Regions from separate parts of the Mus musculus genome. Here region 2 is linked to region 1. A link is a loop called in an ENCODE intact Hi-C map of the cell type or tissue named here. Cell type or tissue: left cerebral cortex. All regions are shown on one strand. Each heading gives the region's core, and the rest is flanking DNA. Links, peaks and the distances in the headings are about the cores only.

What was found. Hi-C counts contacts between places; a loop is a spot of excess contacts. Peaks named below come from ENCODE experiments on the same cell type or tissue, not always from the same donor. Only the 100,000 strongest peaks of a DNase experiment are listed, where the experiment ranks them.
Region 2: it touches region 1 in a loop (10-fold over the local background); 1 of 42 quality-filtered maps calls a loop at or near these places.

The regions. Positions count from the first base shown.
Region 1 is chr16:91,958,210-91,967,293 of GRCm38, forward strand. It overlaps D430001F17Rik (a long non-coding RNA gene), which reads left to right. Exons shown (of 4, transcript XR_876250.1): 2 at 2,932-3,026; 3 at 3,357-3,450; 4 at 3,677-8,021. Among named protein-coding and RNA genes, the nearest start is that of D430001F17Rik, 8.7 kb to the left of the region's middle. In left cerebral cortex, for the core only: a CTCF peak has its summit at 2,534 (motif pointing left); DNase peaks (open chromatin) are centred at 4,235 and 4,528; H3K4me3 peaks cover 388 bases; H3K27ac peaks cover 1,996 bases.
Region 2 is chr16:92,111,535-92,120,618 of GRCm38, forward strand. Mrps6 (mitochondrial ribosomal protein S6) reads left to right here. Exons shown (of 3, transcript NM_080456.1): 3 at 199-693. The coding sequence ends at 391. Among named protein-coding and RNA genes, the nearest start is that of Gm41496, 9.7 kb to the right of the region's middle. In left cerebral cortex, for the core only: a CTCF peak has its summit at 3,424; DNase peaks (open chromatin) are centred at 3,478, 4,201, 4,735, 5,229 and 2 more places; H3K27ac peaks cover 2,187 bases.

The DNA.
Region 1 (9,084 bases), core at 1,974-6,973:
CATTATTTATTGGGATAGTGTTTTCTACAATCTCTAATATGAAAGGTTTTTTTTTGAAAAACATATATATCCACATATCATAGATCTTAACCACAATTAATCCAATAAAGATTTTAAAAAAAGAGATATTTTAATCGTGTGCACGGGTATGTGCAGGTGTTAGCCTGCTTGTATATATGTGTACCATGTGATTGTAGCTGTCTGTGAAGGCCAGAAGAAGGTGTCCGGTCCCTTGAAACTAGAGTCACATGGAGTTATGAGCTGTCAGGTGTGGGTGCTGGGAACCAAACCTGGGTCCTCTGCAAGAGTAGCGAGTGCTCTTAATCACTGAGTCATCTCTACAGCCCCTAATAAGGATTAAAACTGTGTATTATTTTTATTTTATGTGTATATGTGCTTTGTCTGCTTGAATGTCTGTGCACCACTTTCATGACTGGTGCTTGTGGAGGCCAGAAGAGGGCACTGGATCCTTCGGAGTTACAGAGGGTTGTGCGTTGCCATGTGGGTGCTGGGTACCAAAGGAGGCTCCTCTGGAAGAGCAGTCAGTGCTCTTAACTGCTGAACCATTTCTCCAGCCCCCCAATAATATACATTACTCAGTGCCCCCACCGCCAGGCTCAGCACAATGACAAAATCTTAGTATCATCAAACATCTGGTCAGTAATCAATTTTCAGATATCCTGGATTATTTTTAAGAGTTTAATTTTTTTTAATGTTCACTTCAATAAATGTTGGCTTATATAAACAAGTAGCACTCTAAGGTTTTAACGAAACATTTAATAGACCTAACGGTAGCATTTTAGTGAGTTTTATAAAGGTATGAGAAACCAAAGAGCATACACAGGCTGGACCTGGGCCTCCCTGCACATATTTCGCAGATGCGTAGCATGGTCTTCATGTGGGTCCTGAACAACTGGAGCGGGGTTACCCCCAAAGCTGCTGCCTGTCTGTCCGTGGGATGTGGTCTTCTGGCTGGGCTGCCTTGTCTGGCCTCAGTGGAAGAAGATGCTCTTAGCCCTGCAAAGACTTGATGTGTCAAGGTAGGGGGATGTCAGGGGGGCCACCACCCTCTCAGAAGGGGAGGGGGATGGGGGGAGGTTGTAGGGGGGCGTGATGAGGAAGGGGCAGTGAGTGGGATATAAAGCGAATAAGTGAGAGTAAATAAAATTGAAAAAGAATGTATGAGTACCTCAGATAATAAGTATGCTGATACATAGATTTTGATAATGATTTCCTATCAAAACAGGTTCTAAAAAATTCTTAAATTAATTCTATTTCATTTTCAATAATCATTGATTTAAAAAATAATAGAAATAAGACATAGAAATGGTTTATGTTAACCATGTCACCTCTGAGTAATATATATTATGGGGTGGGGGCTGGAGAGATGGTTGATCAGTTAAGAGCACTGACTGCTCTTCCAGAGGACCCTCCTTTGGTGCCCATCACCCATATGGGGCTCACAACCCTCTGTAACTCCAAAGAATCCAGTGCCCTCTCCTGGCACACGAAAGCAGATAAAGGCAGAGGATTGCAGGTTCAAGGCCTGCCAGGGCTACAAACTGAATTTTAGCTGGGACAACTTATGGAGACCTTGTCGCAAAAGAAAAAGCAGAAATAAAGGGTGCTGTTGTTGTTGTTGGTGGTGGTGGTGATGGTGGTGGTGGTGGTGGTGGTGGTGTGTGTATAGCTCAGTTGTACAGGGCTGGGCTTATCCAAGGTTCCAAGTTCAATTTAAGTGTAGTTAAATGTACCATACATTTGGAAACAGGGGTTTGTATTTTAAACTTGGCTTTTATCCATTTTCTGTTGCTATAACAGGATACTGTAGACTAGACTATTCATAAAGAGAAGACTTTTTTGGTTCACCGTTCTGGAGCCTGCAAGGTCCTCAGTTGCTTCTGGGGAGTATCAAGTGCTTGTGAACCTCACACAGAATGCAGAAGACCAAGAGGGCACAGCATCGGTTCAGAGGTCCATCAGCTCAGGACAACCCACCCTGTCCTTCAGAAATGAAGGTTCACACATTGCCTAGAGAATCCATCCAGTCCTGTGAGGATGGATTGCTCACTTTTAATAATCTAACCACCTCAAAGGACCCCATTTCCTAATACCACCACAGTGGGATCGAGTTTTAACATGAGAAGATGGAGGGGTGGCTTCAGTGGTTAAGACCACTGACTGCTTTTTCAGAGGACCTGGGTTTAATTCCCAGCACCACATGGCAGCTCACAACCATCTGAAACTGTGCCAGGGGATCTGATGATGCTCTGGTCTCTACAAACACTGCATGCATGCAACATGATGCATAGACATTCTTACAGACAGAACACCATTACTCTACAAATAAAACAAACTGAACATGAGTTTACACTCACACCGTTGTATAGTTATAATAAAAGAAAATAGGGAGCTGGAGAGATGGCTCAGTGGTTAAGAGCACTGACTGCTCTTCCAGAGGCCCTGAGTTCAATTCCCAGCAACCACATGGTGGCTCACAACCATCTATAATGAGATCTGGCGCCCTCTCCTGGCATGGAGGCATATATGCAGGCAGAACACTGGGTACCTAATAAATACATTTTTAATAAAAAAATTTTTTTTAAAATCTGAAACAACACGATGTGGTACCTGGAGTAGATGAAATAAGACTGGCGATTGGTAATGATGCTAGACGCAGTGTGATGAGCATTGTGGTGGTCAGTGTTGACAGCTGGATACACCATATAATTATCTCAATGAGGGGGTGTCTAGCTGAACCTGGCTTGTGCACATGTCTATGAAGGATGTTCAGGTTAGATGGGAAGCCCTGCCTACTGTGAGCATCACTATTCCCTTGGCAGGGATCCTGAACTGTGTGAGAACAGAGAGACCCAGCTGGGCGCTCCCATGCAGGCCCCGACTCCCCGTTCTCTCTGCTCTTGACTGTAGGCGTAACCAGCTGCTTCAGGCTCCTGCCTTGACTTCCCTGAAGTGATAGACTGCAACCTGGGATTGTGAGCTAAGTAAACCCTTCTCTTAGTAAGGTATTTTTTTTTTTAATCGCATCCACAGGAAATAAAAGTAGATAAACATTGAGAGGTTTATTAAGGCCATCTCCTCTAGTTTTTGTGCATGTTTGAATATTTCCATAATAATAATAAAAAAAGAAAAACAGTTACCTGTCTTATATCTATCCCTAGGACTTTTATGTTCAGGGAATGGATTTAATACATTTAATTAAAGCATGCGAGGTAATAAAATTACTAAGTTGCTGTAACACAAAAGCATTTGTGGTTTAAACATTGAATCTTCAATGCCGTTGCTCAACGATGCAAATAATGTGGACTTTTGATTCTCACTCCAAACTTGAAAAGGAGACTCTTGTCATGAGCCTGTTCCTGACTCTCCACCAGGCATGGAGTTAGCCTGATCCCTGATCCCCGATCCCCGGCTTTTGCTGCATTTCCGGTAACTATTTCCTTTTCTTTTCCAATAATGTTTTTTATAATGTGAAAACATTGCATAACGCTTAGAAATGCATTCAGTCTCGTTGACTCCTAGATTTCATTATTTTTCTGTGGGGCTGACGGGGCATACTGAATTCATCCTGTTAAATACAGGAACTAATAGGGGTTCTGAGAGGTTAATTGGATTTAGTTAGTTAATTCTTTCTTGTAACTGTGTCTCCTTACAGACATACAGCGTGCACTGAGCTGATGACATATCTGATGTGGTTCAAGGCTCCCGAGAGAGCTAAAAGGTACCTGAGTCTGAGGAGCCCTCAATGGGGAATAGCAAGCCAGACAGCTTGCTAATGGACAGACAGAATGAGACACCTGGCTGGCCCTTCAAATGGGCAGAAGTTTCTTACCTTCCCATACTTAATGCCAGGATTAGAATCCAGGCCCAGAGACCAGCCCACCTCTGTCCAATGGGACCCAATCTCTCGGCAGCAATTCTGGCTCTCGGTTTTTAATCTTAGATTCCAGTTTTCTTTGTTCCTTAATTTTCCCTGTGGGATGTTTTTTTTTTTTTTCCCATAGAGCTTTGTGTGGTTCTGTTATGGAGCATAGAAGGAGGGCTGATTTCTCTGTTGGGAGGTGAGGGGAGCACTCTGTCACTCTGATGGAATGGATTGGAAGTGGGTGGATGCTGGCCAACCTGTGTCCTGCTAAGATGCAGCCTAGGGGAATGTCCGTCCCTCACCCCCAGCTGCCTTCGCTCTGCTGGCTGCTGGTCACGTGTCCCTGTTTACCTGCACAGGCAGTCATTATTCACCCCTTCCCACGTACCCCCACACTTGCACACAAAGCCAGAGAGTGGCTTACATTTTCTTTTCTTTCTTTCTTTTATTTTTTTTTATTTTTATTTTTTTTTTTTAAAAGAACCTTCCCCAAACCCATTCTAAAATGTCAAGTGTTTCAGTTTGAGGAAAAAAAAAGCTGAAAAAACCGTGACTCATGACAAGGCTGACAAACAGCTCTGAGGGTATGCTGGTGAGTCACTCTGAGACTGTAGCGGCGAGGGCCAGCGGTGGGGAGATTGTCAGGAGACCAGCCAGTAAAATTCCACAACTCTCCCGAGCAGAGTAGGAGGTAATTCAAAAACCCTGGGATTTTTCCAGCTCTCATTTCATGTAGGACTCAGGCTGCTCTTAGATATGTTGATCTCCTCAGGAAATCATCAAGAATGATTACCAAAAATATAAAACAAAAAAAAAAACCAAAAAACAAAAAAAACCCCAAAACCCACCCCCACGTTATTATCTTTCTGTGCCCAGTGCCATGTTGAACCAGCCCTGTTTGCCACTGCGCACTAGCGAGGCTGCTGGGTTGTCTGGAAGGGTCTTGGGTTGCTAGGCAACAGCACTGGCAGCATCCATCATGCCCAGTAATATCAGTGTGGCCAGCAGAGCACATTGGTCCCCCACCCCCACCCTCTCCCCCAGCCTCCCCACCCCTTGTGAAAATGTTAATTTGCATCTTGGGGACAGGAGCTGTGCCAGGTGATCTTGTGTATAAAATAATTCAGTGCAGGGTACAAAGTGCAAATACTGTTTCTAGTCGCAAGACAGAATGTGTGACGTCGTCGTCGTCGCAGATACAGACCTGTTTGTGAACGTACTTTATATTAGCCGTGTGTGTAGGTGTGATGTAAAAGCCATTGTGTCAAATGCATCCTCATGTCTTCTGCCGTTCAATCATTTTTCCTGTCTGCCCACACACATCTTATTTACGCCTTGCTCTCTCTCTCTCTCTCTCTCTCTCTCTCTCTCTCTCTCCTCCCTCTGTCCCTTCCCCCTTTCTCTTTGTGCTGTGGTCTCCTGGTGATGGAGTTATTGTTTGTATGTCGGGATGTGTAGACAGGAGGAAGTGTATTTCTAGAGGTGAGAGGGCCCCATGGTTATGGTTGGAGGCCTCTCTTTACAAGGCTTTTCAATGTGGCAATTGTGTTCCAGAAATGCTTCTTTTGGGGGTGGGTCTCCATCAGGCCAAGGTCTGTCTGTGCCTTTTATTTACTGTCAATAGGCAGCAGTCACAGGGAACTGGTAAAGGGCCAGAGGGAGCAATGTGGCAGGTGGGAAGGAGACCCAAATCTTTTCTCCTTCCCAGTCCACGCTGGCATTTCTACAAGTTACTGCATTCTGTGACTTTCCTGGGAAGACACAAACAAATGTCTATTCACCGCCGCAGATAGGGCACTGGCCCACTAAAGTCCAGCGTGGCGAACCAGTGGGTTTATTAGGCTTCTTTGTAGGGGCATGGGAGCTCAAAGACAGCTGCAGCTCCTGGGTGGGTGAAGTCTCCTCTTCTCAGGTGTGTCAAGGTGTCAGCGAAGATCAGCCATCATGGGTATTTAAGTTCTCAGCTAGCCCAGGAGGTCTAAGCCTTCATTTCCCCCAGAGGAGAAGCAGGGCATCTTCCATACTGGTACGCAGAGTCTACACGAGTGGTCCTGGGAAGAGGGCTGGGTTACAAGCTTTTCTTCAGACTCCTGGCCCTGTGGCCTTTCTTGCTGGTTCATTATGAGATCTGTTGTCCTCCCTCCCCACCTTCTCTCCCTCCCTCCATCCATCTCTTTCTTTGTTGTAAGGAAAGGTTTTTGTTTCAATTCAATTTTGGCTTACAGTTCCACAGGCACAGAATTCATCATGGTGGAAGGCATGGGAACCTGGAAGCAGAGGGTACATTTCATTTCTACAAAGGAAGCAGAGAAGTGGGGGAGGGGAGGAACTTGCCTTCCTTAAGATTATCTCTTGATACTTCGTTCTTCAGTGGACTGAGGTCTCTCCTGGAGTAGCCGATAAGGTTGGCAGAAGCTTTGGGTAGGACTTTGTTGGCGTTTGAGCCATGGCCTGGGCAAGCTGAGCGATGGGTCTCTGGAGCTCAGGAGGTTTGGGTTGGCCTCTGACATCTCTCTTCATCACCACGGCACTGCGCTGCTGTTCAGGGAGAGCTACATCTAATTCCCAGCTGAGACTGAGCTGTCAAACAGGAAGTCAAACAATGCCTTTTTTGAAGGACTGGTTCTTATTCTGAGGTTGAAACCACAATCGCTGGAGATGGTTGATGTCAGCACCATCTTCTGGTTGACTAGCGGAAGACGCCTCCCATGAAAGGAAAGCGACTGTGTCTCTGGGCTGGTGTTTCCAGTGAAGGGGCAGCAGAATGGACAGCTTTGCCTTCGAGTCTTAGACCACTTCCTACTGCTATGATGACTAAGTACTTGAGGCTGGGGAATCATAAACATGGACCCAGGGAAGGTCAGAACCAGGTGGCTGCACCTGTTAGCATCTGGTGAAGCAGTATACCATGCAGCTGAGGTCACATAGTGGGGGGGGGGTGGTGGTGGTGTGCAGTAATGAACACGGATAAAGGGGACAGAGGGGCTGGCCACTTTCTAACAACCCATTCCAGAGAACAAATCCATTCCTTCGAAGATTACTAGTCTTGCCCAGATGTGATACACATCTGTCATCCCAAATGAAGGCAGTTTAGTAGATCAAGCCCAGCCTGGGTTACTCAAGACTTTGCCTCAATATGATTTTGTCCTTGTGTTTCCTATTTACTTTGTATTTTCTATTCATTAACATTAACCTCACAGCTAACCACACTAACAGGCATTTTCTTCCTGAGGCATGTCTTTCAGGACTTAGACGCTCATGATACTAGATAGCCCTTCAGCATGATACACCGAAATCACCAACAAAAAAGAAAAAGGCAGGCCAGGGGTATAGCTTAAGATAGAGGGCTTCCTTAATGTGTTCTTGAAATTCGGTTCCACTCATAGCAACACATGCACCGCCCTCCCCTCCCCCCCCCAAGACACACACACATACATACCACACAGGCATACAGATAAGAGAGTATTTCTCTGTTTGACCTCAGCTGGAAAATGTTTGTTGGTAATTCTTTTATCCTCCCAGGTGCACACATGTCCACACCCGACCAAGAAAACACCCTGAATATTGATTTGGGGGATTATCAGTGACCTTCAGTAAGCAGGAAAATTCAGGTATTCAGAATTGGTGTGGTGAGGATTACCTGGATGTTAAGTGTCCATTTGCTAAATGCTCAGGGAACGGCTGCAAGAGAAGTCAAACATATGTGCTGTTTGCTGTCAGATTGCCCAGAGACCAGGCCAGGGCCGGAAAACAAACCAACAACTTGCTCTGCAAACAAATAAATTCATCATTACAAACTGTGGCCAGGGCCCTAAGGGTACTGAGGAGGTTCAGTGTTGAGAGTGGTAGATGCCTGGGTGGTTGGGAGTGAGCTCTGTGAAACATAAGGGTTGGGAGAAGCTAGCTGTGACAAGAGGAGCAGGGGAAGTCACAGGGTCTGCATTAGCCATGGCCCTGTGATAGGAACGCCTGGCATGCTTTCCATTCTCACTCCACGGACTCGGATCTTCCTCGTTACTACAAACACTGTTCCAGCCGAGTGACTTTCTCAGACATCTGCTCAGCTTGCGCCTGTCTCTTTCCAGATGTCAATCAAGTTTCCCCCATCATCCTAATTAAAATACAACCCCCCACACACTTCCACTCCTCTTTCATCTCTGCATCAACTGCCCCACTGAACCATCACTCTCTAACATTTTGTAATTATTTTCCTGATTTACATGTATGCATTTCTTATATAAATTAAAATTATAACACCCTAGGCTTGGTCCTCTCTGCCCATAGGTTCCAAGGCCGCAGAGTTGGTCAACCATGATTTGAAGACATTTGGGAGAAATTATGTATGGAACATGTATGGGTTTGTCTCTGTGATTCCCTGTTGGATAGAACAGCTCTGCACATCCTTTGGATTGCAAGAGACACCAGAAGAAACCTAGACACTTTGTAACAAACACAAGTGGGTTATGTACAAACAACCTAGACACACTGTAACAAACACAAGTGGGTTATGTACAAACAACCTAGACACATTGTAACAAACAGAAGTGGGTGGCTTATGTGCAAACAGCATGCTATTTTATACAGGGAGCTTGAGCATCTGCAGATTTTGGTACCCAAAGGGTGTCCTGGAAGCAGTTCCAGGTGGGGAACTTGATACCTCTTAACATCTATCTCTTCTTGCTGAACTCTCTAATGGTATGAGTGTTTATTTTGTTACCAGTTTCCTTGACTTCTAGGACACCGCTGCCACATGCTTCACTGTCAGGGTCTTCAATTCCCAGTGACTTTTGAACAAGCCTCCCCCTTTACAGTTACTGTACTCTACAGGTAGCTGGTCCTGACCGCCAGGTCCACTATAGACACTTGATAAGTAACTCACGGAATGGGCGATGACAGTGGAGCAGATGCAAGACAAATGGCTGTTGGCCGTCCAGCTGAATAATGAAAGGAGTGTGTGGCTCACTCATTTAATGATCAGTCACTGCTATTCTCAGGTGAAGTATTCTCTAGTGATGCTGGATACTGGAAATGGGAGAATCTGGGATAGGAGAGCCAACCAACTTCAACTCACAGAACAAAGGAAGGGCCTTACACTTGTGGCCATCAGAGAGAGCAATGCCTAAGCTCAGAATGGAAGGGTTTGGCAGATTAACGAAGGTACTGCATAGGATATGAGCATGGCTGGCCCTTTGTACAGG
Region 2 (9,084 bases), core at 1,478-6,477, 150 kb after region 1:
GGCGTAATGATAGGTGCAGTCTGGAAGGAGGCTGGGTGTGCCCACTGCACTTGCAGCTGAGTGTGAGTGTGTGAGGTGCCCGCTGCACTTGCAGCTGAGTGTGAGCAGTGATCTCTGGGAAGGTAAAGATCACAACGCTGAGCAGAGAGGGCGTGTTATCCTTCAGATGCAGCATTCACCTGTCCCTGTCTGTTGCAGGTATTTCCTGGTGGATTTTTATGCTCCGACAAGTGCTGTGGAGAACATACTGGAACACTTGGCGCGAGACATTGACGTGGTTAGACCAAATATTGTGAAACACCCTCTGACCCAGGAAGTAAAAGAGTGTGACGGCATAGTCCCAGTCCCACTTGAAGAAAAACTGTATTCAACAAAGAGGAGGAAGAAGTGAGAAGATTCACCAGATTCTGGCCTTATATTTAATCCTAAGGGCACTATGGGTGCTGCTAGGTTGTTGTCTAGGATACTTTAGCCCATGACCATTTTGCTGCAGGAGGTAGAAACTGCTGGCCGAGACCTGCCCTGATGTCTCTGCTGAGATTTCATCCCACTTGTGGGGTTTGTCGGGAGTGGGGGTGTTCACAGTACCACTGTAGCGTTTCCAAGAGCAAAATGTTTGTCATTCACACTTGGTTGTCTTGCAAGCCTATATGGAACACTGGGAGCAGAGTAATAAACATGACTTTATCAACACTGACGGCTGTATTGCTTCTCCCCCCTCCCCAGCACAGTGTACCCCCAAAGCTGGCAGCTCCAGTTGTGCTGTGACACCCCAAACTGTTATTCGCACCCTGAAGTTTGGGATCTGGGTGAGTCTGCTGCTGGACTACTGGACAGTCTACGGAATTTGTGCTTTCTTCTGTCCATGGGGCAGTCAGTGATCTTTGAGGAGGGCCATGAGTGTTGGGGCTGTTGGACCTGCGTTGTCTCATCACTGGCTTCTACCTCCTGTCTACTGCCCTCAGCCCTGGAAGCCTTTGAAGAAGGCAGTGGGATGGTGGCCGCTAGGCTTTTCCCTGGAATAATAGTCCCGCGAATGTTAATATAGAATAATAGTAATCTCTCATCCTTGGCCTCCCTGGAGCTGGTGAAAGGAGTGGCCCCTCAGACTTCTCAGATGGTCCCTGCTCAGGGTTAATTGTCCTCTCAGATAACAAAGCTGCTGTTGCTAAGAGCTTGGAGCTGGCTGTGTTGATTTATACAACCCAGTAGTCTTAGCACAGGCAAAGGAGGGACAGGGACACAGACCTGTGTGTGAAACCCAACGCCAGCCAGGGCTTCCTCGGCAGAGCTCCTGTTCACGGGAGCCCAGATCGCACGTGCTTCAACTTCTTCCAAGCAAAAATTATAAAACCTTTTTTCTGAAGAGCAGCAGATCAGGGGGAGAGAGATGGCTCAGAGGTTAAGAGCACTGGCTGCTTTTCCAGAGGACCAGCACTCACATGGCAGCTCACAACCATCTGAAACTCTAGCCCCTCTTCTGGCCTCAGTGGGCACTGCATGCTTGTGGTGCACAGGCACATATAGGCAAAACACCCAGACACACAAAATAAAAATAAGGCAAACTTTTAAAAAAGCAGTAGAGCAGAATTCACGACTAGAAATAAAAGGGATGGAGTAAAGATTATCTGGGGAAGTAGACTACTTCCCATTCAGTTTGAATTTCCTAAAACTGCAGGGCTCATAAGAGCCCACATCTGTCTGCAAGACAGCTTGCATCCCATGCACCTTTACTTGGGTGTCACCACCCTCAGTTTATGAAATCCACATTGCAGGCCATGTGCACATGTGTGCTAACCTCACGTAATCTTTTCAGGCCTTTGTTTTTTTTTGTTTTTTTTTTTTTTTTTTTTTGAGACAGGGTTTTTCTGTGTAGGAGACAGGGTTTCTCTGAGTAGCCCTGGCTGTCTTGGAACTCACTCTGTAGACCAGGCTGGCCTTGAACTCAGAAATCTGCCTGACTCTGCCTCCCAAGTGCTGGGTTGTTACTCAGGCATTTGGATGAAGAAGCTTAGCGTGGATTCGACCTGGACCCAGTTGCCACATGGTAGCTGGGATTCTCTGGTTCTGGTCTATCTTGCAACACCGACGCTGGCATTGCCTCTCATGTTATTGTTGCTGGCGGGGTTAGCATCTGTTCTCATGGCCCAAGCATGGCACTGCTGATTTCTTTTCTGCTCCTCAACCCTCAGACACCATTGGGCATTCATGGGCAGGCAAGTATTCAGAGCCTCGTGGCACAGAGTGTTAAGAAGAAGGCTGGCTATGGGGAGCAGCTGTGTATGCTACTTCCTGTTTGGATGCTTAAAAATGAAGGCATTGTCCCTCTGTCCTGAGTAGTGCTGCACAGTGGGTTTCAGCACATGCCAGTGATTTCCAGGTTGTGTTGTTTTCTGTCCACTCTGCCTTGGCTGGTGGCATCCCGAGGCACTTCACTGCTTCTTTGGTAAGTGGTGGTGAACAGCAAGCACAAGGACCCTCCTTGGAGCTGACAGTCCATTGCAAGGTACAGAGGATATACTAATGGCTGGCACAGGGTATGAGAAAGTGAGGCCCGTAGGGTGAGCGCGCCTGCCAGCAGAGACCCAAGCTCGAGTGCCAGAACAGAACTGGGCGGGAGGGGCGTGACAAGACACCAAGGCAGCTTAGACGTGGAGGTCTGGAGGTTATGTTGGGAACCTGAGCTGCAGAAGCCTAAGAGCTTCTTAAGGTCAGAGCCCCCGAGATTCACATCCTCCACAAGGGCATTCGCTTAGATTTGTAATCTTGACTGTCTGGTCTGCTTTGGACAGGGTCATCTTCACTGATAACCTTGGCTCGACCCGACTGCCCTTCATTTAACCCATGATTCTCAGACTCAGCAGATTTTGGAGACAGTTGAGAGCAGGAGGCTAGACAGGCTAATATACGTGACACTTTTCATCTCAGCCTCAACTTTCCAGTGTCCAAAGTTCTGCTTTCTCCTACATCTCCAGCTTACTTGCAGAGGACCTGAGAGGTGGCCTCAGGTCCTGTAATATCAATGCTTTGTCAGTGGTCCATGGATACTGACTGTAGCTCAGTCCTGTGGAGAGCCAGGGCATGAGGTGTTCCTACAGAGGTGGGGGGTATGTGGAAGCTGAGGCCCAAGGTTTCTCTGAGGCAGGCCTTTGGGGGAAGATGTCCTCAACAAGCCTCCAAGTTAGCGGCTGTTTTAGCAAGCCCTCCGTGAAACATTGACAGAGGCCCTTGGTGATGGAGATGGGGTGCTTAAGGCCTAAGCTATGTTTGCCTTCTGGGTCTAGCTGAGTGTGTAAGAGTTAGTTAGGCATCGGCTCTGTCCACTGAGCTCTGTGTACCTTTCTTTATCCTCCTCATAGCAGTGAAGCCAGTCTTCCAGTGCTGTGCACAAGGCTTAAGGTTCCGAGAAAATACCCTCTGAAGCCACAGGGGAGGATCTGGGAGGGAGAGCCTGACTGCTCACTTCCCAAGGCCATTTTTGGCTTGTACACCCTTCTGGAGGCAGACCCTGCTGGCCTGCAGCCTAGTCTCCTGCTGTGAGTGACCTTCTCTCCTGGGCTGTTCTTGTCCCACACTCAGACTCAGGCTCCGGGCTCCATTACTATAGGAGCAGAGCTGGGCTCCTTTAGAGATTTTTCATTGTGGGTCATCAAAGGGGTTTCTGGAGGCCAGGCCTCTTTTTAGCATGCTTCTTGGCTCTCTGTAAGTTCCCACAAAGCCTTTCTTCTCTGTGCATTGCTCCAGGGGCATATTTATATAATGTGTAGCACTGTGCAGGATACAGGGGTGCACTAGGCAGTACTACCAACCCCAGGCCCTCACAGGTAGGAGAGGAAGTGGAAATCCTCAGTACTGTAAATCACAGGCCATGATAAAAACAATAGTTGGGATCCAAACCAATCACCGTGGAAGTGGAAGTGGCCCGGGAAGTTTGCTAGCAGAGACAGCATCTCCCCTGGCACGGGGGCAACCAGCATGGAGTAGAGCGCTGGTTGGGGAGCTGGGAACATCACTGTTTTGGGAGCTCCCAGCATAGGTGAGTGTGGTGTGGTAGATGGAGCTGATAGTGATGGAGCCAAAGGCTGGCTGTCACTAGAGACCAGACTGGGAAGTTACCGAGTCCAGGGTACCCTTTAGCTTGTAGCTTCCTAAAGGATCATTTAGGAAAGGCAAGAGGGAAGGCTGTGCCTTCTGACAGCAGCTCTGCACTGGCTGTTTGCTCGTGTGACGTGAATAATGGCCTAGCTTCAGCAGGGGTAAGGTGGGGCTGAGAGCAGGTTGTCAGGCATTCACAAGAGGTAGTGGGGTTTATCGGGACGAAGAAGCGCTTGCTCAGTGGCCCCAGCCGAACAGAGCATCCCTGAAGCGTGTGTGTGTGTGTGTGTGTGTGTGTGTGTGTGTGTGTGTGTGTGTGTGTGTGTGTGTGGTGGGGGCATTTGAGAAGTACAGGGCATTCCTTTTTTGTGTGTGGTCAGGACTACCACCATTTGTGCTAAGAGACTAGCAGAGAGAATTAGCCCATCTGTGGAGGCCTCGTAACTGCCTCCCGCTGCTCGCCTTCTTCAAGGGGGGGGGGGCGGGGGAGGGATGGATGAGACAGGAGACATGTTTCCATGGTGATTTTGAAAAAAATCTTGGTTGCTTTGAAAAAATATTCAGAAATGAAATGAGCATAGAATTTTCAGTTGGAGGCCGGCTCCAAGGCCCTGGCTTTGCCCCACCCCCTCATCACCTGGGCGTGGCAGTTTATCGTTGTCTGTTCTCATGCGCCAAAACAGCAGCCCGTTTGAGTCTGCCCCTGAGGGTTCTTAGCATCAGATGACTGCAATCTCCTGCGGCAGGCGGGTGAGGACGAAGGGCATGTGGGCAGAATTTCTCAGGGCTATGGTTTACTTTCCTTTCTGACAACAGTTGCTTCACCTTTGTGTTGGAGTGTTCCAGCTCCATCTGTCTCCTCAGTCGGAATCTCACCAGCCCCTGGTTTTAAATACCTACTCTGTTAAGCTCTGTTCCGATTTTATCTTTACTTGGGATTCTCTCTGGGCTCCCCACGACCTCTCTGACGCCCTGCAGGCAGAGTCCCCTTAAATCCTAGCAGGCATCCAGAAGTCCCACGTCCACAGTGTCAGGTCCTGCCCACTCTTCAGGAGAGATCCTGAACTCCTCTCTCGCCTTCACATCCACCATCTAGTTCAACTAAAGCCTGCTGTCTCACCTTCACAACAGCCAGAGTCTAGGCACCGCACCAGCCACCACCGGCCACCAGCAGCCACCTTCACTGTTACCACCAGGGCCTAACTGCATCTTCCTTTCTGAAGTCCATAGCAGAACCTCGTGGCAGTTGATATTCTGGGCCCACTAGAACAGAGGTCTTTAGTGCACATCAGAGGACTTCCTGTTGTGGAGGTCTTCACTGCCTGAGGTGCCTTCTTGGCAGGGACCTGAGTTAGCATCGGAGGGCCCATTGAATTCTGCCTCTAACCTGCTCCAGCTGCTTAGAGGGCTGGTTCTGAGGGCTGTTCTTAGGGTGCATTTGTTCATGACAGTGGTGACTGGCATGCTGTGGATGGAAGGAGAGCCTTCTCTGAACAGCAGTTTGAGATGCTGGACATCCGCTCAGGTTTCCTCTGTTTTGGGGGGCGGGGAGATGGTGTGGATGGGGGCTTACAAAACTAAATCCTCAATAATTAGAGATCTTTAAGGCATAAATTCGTAAGTCCAAAATGTTGAGTGCTGTTCCACGGACACTAATTCTCTCTGAGGAAGATGGTGATGGGCTTTTAAATTTTTCTTCTTTCGTTAACAGTTTCTGACTTTAAAAAAAACAGTGACTACGTGCTAAAAAAAAATCACATTAGAAAAGTGTTTGGTACCAATGAGGAAACAATCTGAGGGGCCATCCCAGGAAATCACCCTGCATTACAGACGCAGGAGCAGCGGCTCGATTTAGACAGTGCTAATGTGATTAGACAGACAGTAGGCCTGCTTTGTGATGTCATCGTCCCCGGGCCCTTACTGTGTTCTTTCTGGGCTCAGTGGAGCCCCAAGGGATTCTGAGCAAAGCAGAGCTGATAATAAAATTAAGGTGACAGCCATCTGGATTACTCAGTCTAACAAATTACGTCTTAAAAGCCATCTCTGAGTAAATACAACCCTTTACATGGAGACACTGAGGAGTTGTTAGTCATCTGCCACAGTACAGGCTGGGAAGGAGTGGCCCCATGGTGATGGAGGGCCAGCAGGCTAAGGACCCTGCATGGGTGGGTATGGCTGTCACTGCAGGGAGGCTGCATATGAGAGATGCAGGCTGCTCCAAGCCAGCTGGCCAGCCGGTTCCCTGAAGTTCTGACTCCATGGTATCTCAATGGAAGTATAAATTCACCTCATCCAGTCCTGAGCAACCTGTCCTGGAACTTGGTCTGTGTTCTTAGCCAGGACTGGCCTGGGGGCTGGTGGCCCTCTGTGTGGGAGCACAGCCAGAATCATATTCCTGTTGCTGTGTCATGCTGTGTGACATCCTGCCAAGTTACAATCATTTTGGAGGTCATCTTGAGCCCAAAGGGGTATGAATGATACTCTTAGGATTCTCCCCCAGCAGAACAGCATCTTCATCTAAAACTACTTACTCAGAGACACGGAAGCCATTTCTCACTCTATCTTTGTATGTATGCATGTATGTATGTATATATGTATGCATGCACGCATGTATGTATTCATGTATGTATGTAACCACGTATGTATGTGTCTGTCTGTCTATCTATCTATCTATCTATCTATCTATCTATCTATCTATCATTCTATCTATCTATGTTTCTATCTATACTATGTATCAAATAGGATTGGAGGTGTTTTAGCTAATTAGTATGGAATGTTCTATGTTGAGGGATTATTTTATTTTATTTTACTATTATTATTATTATTATTTTTTTTTTTTTGGTTTTTCGAGACAGGGTTTCTCTGTATAGCCCTGGCTGTCCTGGAACTCACTTTGTAGACCAGGTTGGCCTCGAACTCAGAGATCCACCTGCCTCTGCCTCCCGAGTGCTGGGATTAAAGGCGTGCGGCACCACGCCCGGCTCTTGTTGAGGGATTAAGAGAATTTACCCACAGATTGGGATGTGGCTAGAGTGTTTGCTTAGCGTGTGTTTGATCCTAGGCTCAGCCCCTTAGTACTTCGTCAACTGGGTGTGGTGGTCCAGGCCTTCGAATCCAGCGCTGGGGAGGTAGAGGCAGGAGAGTCAGGAGTTCAATATGATCCTTGAGCTACTAAGCAAGTTTGAGACTGGGCTACATGAGACCTTCATGAGGTTACAAGTTTTGGGTCTGAAAAGTGTAAAACAACAAAGACTTAGCTGAAACTTAGAAACAAGGCAAAGGCTGATCTGCTGGGACACCGGCGGGCTCAGCCAAGAATAACTTCATTCCAGAGAACAAACTTTTTTTTTTTTTAATAGGTTTGACTCTGCTTTTTAAAGGTTGGTAAACCTAGGTGCAGTAAGTACGAATGCTAACGTGTTGATTTCTGTTTTTAAAGAAAGATGACGGAGAAGGTTATGGCTCGTTCCTTTGCAGGGTGTTGGCCAGTTTTCTCTCTGATTTGGCGGTCGTTTTACCATTGCTTTGTTTGTGAATGCCTGTAAAATTCCATGAATGCTCTTTGAACCTTCTACGCTGCCCAGCTCGTTTAACGCACACAATGTTGCCCTCCCTATTGGAGGCAGAGAGGAAACAGCCAGAGCTTTGAGACAGTGGATGGCTTCTCACGGTACAGGATGAGACGGGACTGTGCTGCTGCTGAAGAAGATGAGTCAGGTCTCAAGACCTCTCTAGCTGTGGCTAGGCATCTGCTTGCTGAGTGAGATATAATGTGGGGGTGTTCCAGTTGTCACAGTTGACAGCAAGGTCTGCAGGAGAGTGTGGGCATAGCTGGGGCCACCGGGACAGAGGAGGCGATTTCTGAGTGCTGTTACAATTGGGATTCTGAACAGAGATCCCTGGTGGATTTGCATGTCAAACTGGAGAAAGACATTTCAGAGGCAGAGAAATACAAGGGAAGAGAAAGTTCTGGAAACTGTAGGAGAAACTGACCAGGTGGGTATGAAGCAGTCCAGAGCAGGTGAGGCCGCGAGCGGTTGGGAGCCACAGAGGCTGTCTCTGGGGGACTCTGAACTGCTCCCCGGTGGTGACATGCTCTGGGAGGTGGCCACAGTAGCACCTGGTCCTGAGAGGCCTGAGAAGAGGAGAGAGGCTTGGAGGGGAGCCAGGCCTCAGCTATGGCCTGAACTGGAAGTCAAAGGATGGCCGGTGAAATGAGGAGGAAGGTTTGGCAAAGGGGAGCGAGGAGAACAACTGAGCACAGGAACTAACGGTTCAGTCCTACCCAGCCACTTGTGTGGTAAGAAGCCTAAGTGTGCAGAGACAGCCACTGCAAAAATGACCCAGCTGACATGACCAGAGGAACCAGGTAGCCTTTGAGGAAGAGGTACAAACACTAGCTTGTGTGGTATGGTCATCTGGGATGCAGCTCCAGAACTCTTAGGTAACAGACCCCACCCCACCCCTTCTCTTACAGAGGTCACAGAGAGAAGAACGGGAGAATAGTCTCACCTCAAGCCATAGGAAGTGTTACACTGTGCCAGAAGCACGCAGGGCCTGCCCGCTTCGCCACCGATGCTCAAACTGTAACACACACACACACACACACACACACACACATTCCATAATGCTACTTCCCTGAGTTAGTTGGGTGTGGAGGAAATAGCTCGTGAGCGACCCTGTACAATGGCAAATCAGAATTCGGCTTGACATTAGGAAGAACTCCCCATGTGCACCTTGTCTGCTTCGTGAACATAAGATTCAATACAGGTGTAGGATGCTCATTCTGGCTGCGTGGTAGGCTATGACCACTTGATCCCAGGAGTTGGAAACCAGCCTGGGGAATATAGTAGGACCCTGTCCCACATAATTAAAGCATAGCCAACCTTGGCCTAGCTGTAGATCCTGGTCTTGTGTCACATTGATGATGCCCTCCATGGCTGCAGGGCACGGTTGTCCAGGCTTCTGGAGAGAACTGTGTACCTAGTA